Linked DNA regions of Homo sapiens: region 1 is linked to region 2. The links are chromatin contacts, found by Hi-C or POLR2A ChIA-PET in ENCODE. All regions are on one chromosome and are shown on one strand. Each heading gives the region's core, a stretch centred on a gene start or an enhancer-like site at or near the end of the contact. The rest is flanking DNA. Distances are from core to core; before and after follow the strand shown. Region 1 holds the start of USP21 (ubiquitin specific peptidase 21). Region 2 holds the start of SLAMF1 (signaling lymphocytic activation molecule family member 1).

What was found. A loop is a pair of places that touch in the nucleus more often than their neighbours do. ChIA-PET counts read pairs that join two places held with the same protein, here RNA polymerase II (POLR2A). Pooled maps may share reads with other maps.
Region 1: a pooled map shows a loop between it and region 2 (2.4-fold over the local background). The contact joins the promoter of USP21 here to the promoter of SLAMF1 in region 2. A Hi-C loop is called at or near these places in 2 of 50 pooled maps. POLR2A ChIA-PET finds 5 or more read pairs at or near these places in 2 of 52 experiments (RWPE1 and T-cell).

Annotation. Positions count from the first base shown.
Region 1 is chr1:161,157,949-161,161,291 of GRCh38, reverse strand. It overlaps USP21 (ubiquitin specific peptidase 21), which reads right to left and starts at 1,792. Exons shown (of 14, transcript NM_001014443.3): 1 at 1,614-1,792; 2 at 786-926; 3 at 52-672. The coding sequence starts at 651. It overlaps UFC1 (ubiquitin-fold modifier conjugating enzyme 1), which reads right to left. Exons shown (of 6, transcript NM_016406.4): 5 at 3,081-3,171; 6 at 2,436-2,880. The coding sequence ends at 2,800. RefSeq lists a silencer at 1,564-1,713.
Region 2 is chr1:160,643,159-160,649,291 of GRCh38, reverse strand. It overlaps SLAMF1 (signaling lymphocytic activation molecule family member 1), which reads left to right and starts at 2,248. Exons shown (of 7, transcript NM_003037.5): 1 at 2,248-2,422. The coding sequence starts at 2,347. LOC107985220 (a long non-coding RNA gene) reads right to left here and starts at 2,283. Exons shown (of 2, transcript XR_001738266.2): 1 at 1,957-2,283; 2 at 1-1,819. RefSeq lists enhancers at 2,117-2,166, 2,207-2,416.

The DNA.
Region 1 (3,343 bases), core at 543-3,042, 510 kb before region 2:
AAAGCACAGAGGAACATGGGCATGAAGGCCATGTGTGTGGCAAGTCCTCACCATCTTGTCATCAGAGTAGAAAGGCTCAGAGGACCGGGCGGATATCATGTGGAAGGAGCCATGGGAAGCAGGGGGCTCTGTCCGTATGCTGAACAGGGTAGGGGGTCCAGGAAAGCCCCCTAGGCGGCGGAGAGAAGTGCTACGTCTCAAAGTGGGTGGCTCAGGCCGGAGGGCCAAGCGGCTCAGTGCAGCCCCAAGCTCTCCGGTGCCACGGTGCCCTCCCAAGGCAATCCCCATTGGACGCAAGTCCCCACTGCTCACAGACTTGGAACGGGCTAAGTTGGTCCGAGATGGGAGAGGCAAAGCCACTGTTGGGGGTGGTGAGCCAGGCAGGGGAACCCCATGATCTGCTCGAAGGGGGCCTCTGGGACGAGGGCCTGAGGTCCGTCCCCGTCCCAGCTCCAGTTTCTTGAGCCGTTCATCAGGCAGACCTGGCCGGGGAGGCAGAGGTCGTAACATGGGGTTTGGCCCAGAGGCTGGGTTTCTGCGCTCCTTGCTGCGGGCCCTGGGGGCAAATGGTAGCTTGGATCCCACTCGGGGCTGGATATTAACAGGTGGCTCTCGGGTACGGCCCAGGCGGTGCTCAGAGGCCTGGGGCATTGTGGACACCACAGGCTGGACCTGGGAGGAGAAGAGAGTGTCAGCATTTGAATATGGGGGGAAATGGGAACCCAGGCTGCTGTACTGAACCCTGCCACACTAATTTTCCCTTATTGCTTTGCCCCATTCCATACCCACAATCTTGCTGTCCTCTCATTTCCACATTAGGTGGTTGGCTCAGTCATCACCACTACCACATCAACGAAAGTGGGGAGCAGTATACGCACTGAGGGCAGGAACCAGATCTATCGAATCAGCCATCGTATCCCCAGTACCTGGCATCGTGTTTGGTACAAAGTAAATACTTAGTATCTATTGGGTAAACAAATGAATGAAAGATAAGCAGCCCATGGCTTTGACCCTTTCTATACTCCCGACCCCTCCCTGCAGAACACATCTTTACTGAAAAGCCAGTGATAACTCCTATCTCGGCTCTAACGTAACATGGGACCCCATACCCGGCTAGTAAAGTAGGATGTGCCTCGGGTCACTTAAGACCCTAGCCAAATGGTAGTGTAGATGCAAGAATAACAGCCCAAAAGACAGCCCTCCATCCTCGAATCCCTGCCTCTCTGGGCTGCAAATGAAGCAGACTATATGGGTGACTTACGATCCATTCCCTCCCCCACCTCCGACCTCCGACATGGTGTCGAGGTTCAGAAAGCAGTAGTCGGGGATGGAGGACGAACAACTCCTTGACCCTTAATCTCTGCACTTCTCCCACCACAGCAGGGCTTTAGCCGGGTCCGCCCCCCTCGAGGGCAGAAAGGCCGAGACCGCTGATTGGCTACGGAATCCGGCGGCGTATTCCCCGCGGTCCAGGGATGCTGTCCCTCCAGCCCAGTTCTCCCAGGCCCCGCCGGGCCCCACGCGCCTTTGTGGAGAGTGTCCTCTCGGGTCTGGAGCAGTCTTCCCTCTGCGCCCCCCCACACCCCGCCATGCCATAACGCCCCGGCCCGTACCTGTCCCCCAGTGAGGCGGCGGGAGAGGCCAGCCAGGGCCAGGCCCCAGTTCAGGGCCACCCCCTACTACCCCCGTGCAGCCCCCCCGTGGGCCCGGCTGCAGCTTTAGCCGCAGCCGTTGCCCAGATCGCTCCCGCCGCAGGGGCCGCCGCCATCTTTGTTGGTCCCGCCCGGCCACCGGCCACCGGCTTCACCGTCTCTCAAAGCGCCTGCGCATCCACACCCGAACTCCTCCCACCGGTCCCTTGGCGCTTGCGTGAGCCCGCCCCCACGGCTCCGCGATCGACACCATGGAAACGCAGCCAAGTTTAGGGTCGCTGGTTCTCAACGCTGCCCAGAGAGGTCTTTAATCCATGACTCCAAAGCAAGTCCCTGAGGTATAGGGTGCCGTCGCCCCATCCTATAGCCCATAGGGATGGAGATCTGACAGTCGTAGTATGGCCGCGAGGCTTACAGCACAGATCCTTCCCAAACAGCAGGGGCGCAAGTATGGCAAACTGCAGGCCTGGGTCCAGCCCGCAGACCAGTGGAGAAGCATCTAGCACTTCACAGAGGGCTGGGAAGATCCCTGGAGGGCGGGAAGTGCTGGTCCGGCAAAACCACTTCTTGCAGGCTAACACGGTAGGGCAAAGCATGGCTCACCACTAAAGGACAAAGGTAGATCTGAGCAGCAGGGGGAACAGTCAACATTTCATTCCCACTCCTGACCAGAGCATCCCCTATTTCCGACTCTTTCCCAACCCAACCCGGCGTAGCTGTTCATGTGCCTCAGGTTTCAGCCCACTTGCCCTCTGTTAACAGCTCCCAATGAGAACCACAGGCTACCAGAGGAAGCAGCTTTTATTGATGGGTTATCTCCAGAAACCAGAAAGACTATATGTACTCACTTTCAGTTACCCCCGTGCCTCCAGAATCGCATGTTGCTCCACCTGGGGGCGGATATAAATTACCTCTAGATTGTCCAAAGCCCAGTCTTTCCCTTCCCTGTGCAGCCTTAGAAACTAAGTAGCAGTACTGTTTGGTGTGTGTTTGTTTCTTCCCCAGCAATGCCTACTGCAGCTACTTAGTAACAACTAGAGGTGGAGGGTGTCCGGGGAAGCAGTTAGATGAGTTAAGTGTGATGCACAGGAAAATAGTATCGTAGCCTATCAAAGGTCCCTCTGCCCTGCCTCAGTGGCTTGATTCTTCATTGGTTGCATTTCTCTTTGTGTTGGATGACGCCCTTCTGAATCAGATCAGGGATTTCCACTGCCAGCCATGGACCCAGCTGCAATACAAGGAAAATCCTGTGAGATTACTACCAGTCAATGCTTCTTGTTCCATTAGAAGCTCCTTCCTGGAGACAGATTCTGGGGGAACATGCTTAAGGGACATCACTGTTATTCCTTTTATTCTTAGCTGCTTTTCTTGTACTGCTCAGGGCCTAAGTCCCTCTTTCTCCTTTTATGCCAAATACACAAAACTTACCCCCAGAGCCATGAGATGAGCTAGTCCAAATTTGGGCACATTCCTGGCCCACAAAGGTTTGAAATGATCCGTCAGGCATATTTTGCCACCCCTATGAGAGGGACATGAAGAAGGTGTTGACATGCAAAGTTTACCATAAAGCACAGCAGCCTCTTGGGGGCATAGGAAGACTACTAGTGATCAGAATTGAGAACAAGTTCAGCTAAGTACTTTGCTTAGGCTCAGCAAAGGAGGGCCTGGCACCCCACTAGGCCAGCAGACCC
Region 2 (6,133 bases), core at 999-3,498:
TGTACCACCATGCCCAGCTTAACTGTAAGTTTATATAATTTAATTTAATTTTATATGTTTAATAATGGCCATGTTCATCAAGCACCTCACAAGATTCCTGAAAATCTATTTTTTATTTTTATTAAAAAAAATTGTTTGTAGACATGAGGTCTCACTCTATCGCCCAGACTATTTTCAAACTCTTGGCCTCAAAAATTCTCCCACCTAGGCCTCCACAAATGGTGGGGTTACAGGCGTGCCACTGTGCCCATCCAGATTCCTGAAAATTTAACAATTTTATGAGTTGGTACATGCTGACTCGAGCACACACCACTGGGAATAGTTGTGAGGAGGACAGTTGAGTGCTGGGGAAAGGAAGGAAGAAAACAGTGAGGATAAAGTTCACATATCTCACCAGCTTTTATTACCTGATCCCCATGGGGAGGCCCATCAGAGAGTGCCTATGACCTGTTACAATGGACTCTAAAAACACTTCCCTACTCTTTCAAGTCTCCCTGTGAGCATTGGTTACACTTCCAGTATCCCATTCTTATAGTTTAACTCATGAAAAAGGGCGGGATCCTCCTTCTGCCAATACTAGTTCCTTCTCCTCAATGAAAAGTTAGACACAAACTCCAAAATAAAGGCAACTCCCAGAATACAACACAGCCCCAATTAAATTAAAATGGCTTTTATCCAAAAGACAGGTAATAACAAATGCTGACAAGGATGTGGAGAAAAAGTACCCTTGTACACTGTTGTTGGGAATATAAGTTAGTACAACCACTGTGGAGAATGGTTTGAAGGTTCCTCAAAAAACTAAAAATAGAGCTACCATATGATCCACAATCTCACTGGTAGGTATACACCTAAAAGAAAAGAAATCAGTATATTGAAGAGATATCTGTACTCCCATGTTTATTACAGCACTATTCACAATAGCCAAGGTTGGAAGCGACCTAAGCGTCTATCACCGATGAGTGGATAAAGAAAATGTGGTACATATACACAATGAAGTACTATTCAGCTAAAAAAGAATTAGATCCTGTCATTCACAATGACATGGATGGAATTGAAGATCATTATGTTACGTGAAATAAGCCAGGCACAGACAGACAAACTTTGCACGTTCTCACTTGCTTGTGAGAGGTAAAAATTAAAACAATTGAACTTGTGGGCATAGAGAGTAGAAGGATGGTTACCAGAGGCTGAAGGGTAGTGGGGGTTGGGGAAGAAGTGGGGATGGTTAATGGGTACAAAAAAATAGAAAGAATGAATAAGAACTAGTATTTGATAATACAACAGTGTGACTATAGTCAATAATAATTTAATTGCACATTTAAAAATAAAAATATAATTGCACTGTTTGTAACACAAAGGATAAATATTTGAGGTGATGGATATCCCATTTACCCTGTGTGATTATTACATATTGCATGCCTCTATCAACATATCTCATATACCCCATACAAATATATGCATACCCCATACATATATATATACATACACACACACACACACACACACACACACACACACACACACACACATATATGTATATCTACTATGTACCCACAGACGTTAAAAATTAGAGGAGAAAACACACACACAACAAGGAGACTGAGCTGGAAGGATGGAGCTCTGGGATAGATTTGTCCTACATCCCTGCCTGGGAGGGAATCCACACACATGCAAGAAGACAAACTAGGAGCATGGGCTACTAAATTATACCACATTGCACTCATCGGGGTCACAGGGTTTCTTCCAAGTGACCCGCACATGCCCTTCCCATCTCTGTGTGACAGTGGCACCTGCACCAGACTGCATGTTGAGGTGTCATCTGAAATTATGAAATAAAACAGAAGTAAGAGGTCTATTAGCTCATCAAAATGCAGTTATCTAAGTTCAGCTGTGAACTGCCAAATTTGAGGAGTGATCCAATGAAACATCTTTTCTTTGCAATCCAAGAAGACTTACCGGAGAGAACTGCTCAGAGAATCTGCAACATCCGGTTCCTGGAGACAGCTAAGGAAAGAAGCTGGGGCGCATGTTTCTGCCCAAAGCCGGGTTTTGGCCGAGGTGACTACACACCCCCTTTCCTGGCTCCCATAGGCTAAGTGCCTGGCTTCTTGAGAAGCCTGCTTCTTGAGAACAAAAAAGTGATTTAAAGCCTCATGGGAGATGAGCAATCCTCAAGACACAAGCAGAAAAAGTCCCAGTGATACAGGAAGCGGGTTCAGGAACCTGCTGGTTCCTGATACATAAATCAGACAGCCTCTGCTGCATGACACGAAGCTTGCTTCTGCCTGGCATCTGTGAGCAGCTGCCAGGCTCCGGCCAGGATCCCTTCCTTCTCCTCATTGGCTGATGGATCCCAAGGGGCTCCTCTCCTTGACCTTCGTGCTGTTTCTCTCCCTGGCTTTTGGGGCAAGCTACGGAACAGGTGAGTGTTCATCTGCCTGATGGTTTGAGTCCCATGTTAGCTGCCAGGAATCAGCGTATCTTCGTGGATGGAGAGAAGGTGCAGGGCTGGGTATTGTGTTTGGTCACTCTTCCTTAGGGACTGGCTGTCAGTTTCAACTGCCTCTTTCAAAGAGGAAGGAACATTATAAGTTCCTGGGCCCTTGGGTTTCCAAGACTCAGCCCCACCAACCCCAGTTTCCAAGGAAATGAGGGGCTCTAAGCCAAAGGCTCCAGTCACTTTTCTGACCAGTCTTAGGGTGACAGGCCCTGGTAGAAGTCTTGCTTGAGTGGTTGGTTTTACATGGGCATCTTCTGGCAAAGACCCAGCCTAGAGAGACTGAGCTGGATGGACTGAGCTCTGGGAGAAGATTTGCCCTACATCCCTGCCCTGGGAGGGAATCTGTGCACATGCAGGCTGACAAACCAGGAGCATGGGTCAACAGAAAGCATTGGCTAGAGTGGGAAGAGAGAGTAGAAGTGAAAACTCCAGGCTTTTGGCTGAGAACCAGCAGTGGCCACAGTGCGGTCATACTGGTGTGTATTTTCTTGGAAGAGAAGGTCCAAGAAAGCAAGAGGGAAGAAGTTGGGATTTCTGAAGGCTAGGGCTGGTTACAGTATGTGGGAAATGCAAATTGGGAACCCTCAGAGAGTAGCTCCAGCAGGAAGGCCAGACAAGAGCTACCTTTGGATCTGGACTCTGTTCCTGTCTTTCTGTCTATCTTCTTCCCAAGGCAGGCTATTGCTTTCTGTTTAGAAGTATCAGGGCTATGAGAAAAGGTATTTGAGAAAGAAAAAGCCAAGCAAGAAGTGGACTTTGGACTGCCTGTGTGAGTGGGGTGAGAATCTCCTTCTGCTTATTTGTTTAGACTGTGGGAGGTAGCCTGGAGTAGAAGAGGTGGCATTACGGACACGGGGGGAAATCCTGAGGCCCAGGGTGTTTTAAGCTTGGGGTTTTCAAGACCGCAAATCCAATATGGACTTTTCCAGGAAAAGCACCGTGATATGCCAGGGATGTGGGGGTGCTGCACAATGGATGTGTCTTTTACCAGACAGCCAGACGAACAGGGCTTGCTCAGCCCACTTTCTTTTGGAATCTGCAGATCCATGGCTCGTACTTCCCAAGGTCTAGGGGAGGAAGAACTGAGCTCGGGGCTCAGAAAACCAAATCGAGCCACTTTAAGTGGTCACAGGGAAAGCCAAGCCTCCGTTGTTGCAACCAATTTGTGACTGCACCATTTCTGGAGCACCTCTTGGTGACTGTAAGGTGTGATGGAGTGATGGTGCTGAACTGTGAACTGGACTTTTCCATCTCTGTGCTTGCTAGCCTCTTGGCCAGCCTGGCCCATAGCATCTTAGGCACTGCTGACCAATAGCTCGTCTTATTGAGGCTTTGGAAGTCGCCGGTCAGGGAGAAGCAACCCAGCCCCACAAGGCAAGTCTATCCAATCGGAGGCTGCTCACTTCATTGCATGTTTTCTTCTTTGAATCTTCACAAAAGTTTTTCAGTGTTTTTATTTTTAAATACACACCCTTTTGTGAAGCCCCAATAAAACCCAGACAGAAATGCTTTGCAAATGGGGCAGGTTAGTCATGACAGATTTGCCCAAGCAAGAAGCTTGATTCTTGTAAAACTGGCATCCACTCCCATTCTCATTTCTACTCAGCTCAACTTCTAATTCCCAGTCAGAATTGTAAAAATCAAAAAGTCCACATGTCCCTTCCCCAAGTAAAGTGAATTTTTCATTTCCCCCGATGAGATTTGTTTTAATAGACTTTATTTTTTAGAGCAGTTTTAGGTTCACAGCAAAGTTGGGCAGAAAGAACAGAGATTTCCCATATGCCCTCTGCCCCATACATACATAGCCTCCCCTATTATCAATATCCCCCACCAGGATGGTACATTTGTTATAATTGATGACCTTATGTCAATGAGTTTTTTTTATTCCTCCATGCAGTTCCTCTGCACCCCCTTCACACACTTTGGGGGAAGGTGAGGGACAAGTGCGTGGGTTCTAGACTTGGCCTAACCTTGCGTGTTCAGTGGCCCATTCTATCCCAAGATGTCAATCTAGGCACTTCTATTTCTCAAAAATATTAATACTGTGATGTGATGCTGTCACTTTCACTGTCTCCCTCACTGGACTGGAAATCAGAGTATCAGGGCTAATTGGTTTAATCCATAGATTTGACTTTGAATGATCCCATTCAGCAACTATTAAGGACACATGATGTGGCAGCCACTGTGCAAGGGTGCAAGGTGTGGGGAAAACAAAATGAACAACAGCCACTGCCCAGCACCTGACACTGTGTCTGTACTGAGAGCCTGTCCACAAATATTTGTTGAGTGAATAATACTGGTATATACTGCATACTTGCCATATACCAGGCACTGTTCTAAATGCTTTATGTGTGTCAGTCATTTCATTTTCACACCAACCCTATAAGAAATGTATGTATTATTGGTACCATTACAACTTTATAAATGAGGAAAGGGGCACAGAGTAGTTTAGCAATTTCTCTGCGCTCACATAGCTGCCTGACTCCAGAGGCCTCAATGAGTAAAACTGGACAAGCCTATGTTTGGGAAGCAGGGGTGGAGAGAATGCCAAAATTTGTATCCAGGTCCCATGGTAAAAATTAGAATGTGCTATCTATAATTGAAAAATATGAGTTGAATTGAATTGGAATAAATTGAAGTATAGAAATGTCCAAAAGGTGAGAGACTGATAAAAATCACAGAAGAACGTAGAGGGCATATAAGAAGTATTTGACCTGGAATTTGGAAAATGAAAACTTTTTTTCATCATGCAAATGTTCATTTAATTTTTTTTTGTTAACTAGTTTGTTTATTGATTATCACATCTATAAAACATGTCATGTCTATGAAACTTCAACAGTACACAAGAGTATTTAGTGAAGACTAATTTCCCTTCCATACCTCATGCTGGAGGCAACCACTGTGACCAGTTTCTTGTGTGTCTTTCCAAATGTATAGGTCTTCGTGTTTGATAGATCAGTACGGTGACTATAGTTAACAATAATCTATTGTACATATCAAAATAACTGGAAGAGAATAATTCAAATGTTCTTAGCATAAAGAAAAGAGAAATACTCAAGGTGATACATATCCCAATTAACCCGATTTGATCTTTACACAACATGTGAGTGTATCAGACAGCACATGTGCCCTGAAAATATATACATCTATTATGTATCAATTTTTTAACATGGCAGAGAAGAAATCAGAGATAAAGAGGGTGGGGAAATAAAACTTCTCTCGACTTTTCAGTGTCCTGGTGAAGAGTACTAGCTCTGACATTTTTTCATACCATAAGAATTAAATCTGTAGTTATTTGCATAGGTAATTGCTCTGATCCAAACGAATAATAAAATTTTTCCCGAGAGGAGCAAATGGTTATAGCCTGAACAAGGTCCCTAGGTAGAGCGCCCAGGGTGCCATGAAGCCTGGAGTCACTATCTTCCTAAGCAGGCCAGCATAAGCTTGTGCCATCATTATGCAGCATGCAAGAAGGAATGAGCCCCAGAACTTGGAGTCAAGTCCCAGGACTTGCCATAAAAGCCAAGACATGTAACGGACTATCTGGCTCCTGGAGAGATTTATCTACCTACCAAAGTGTTGGAATAAGGAGCAGACCTTTAAGACGGGGAGGGGGGATAGCTGCCTCCTCCC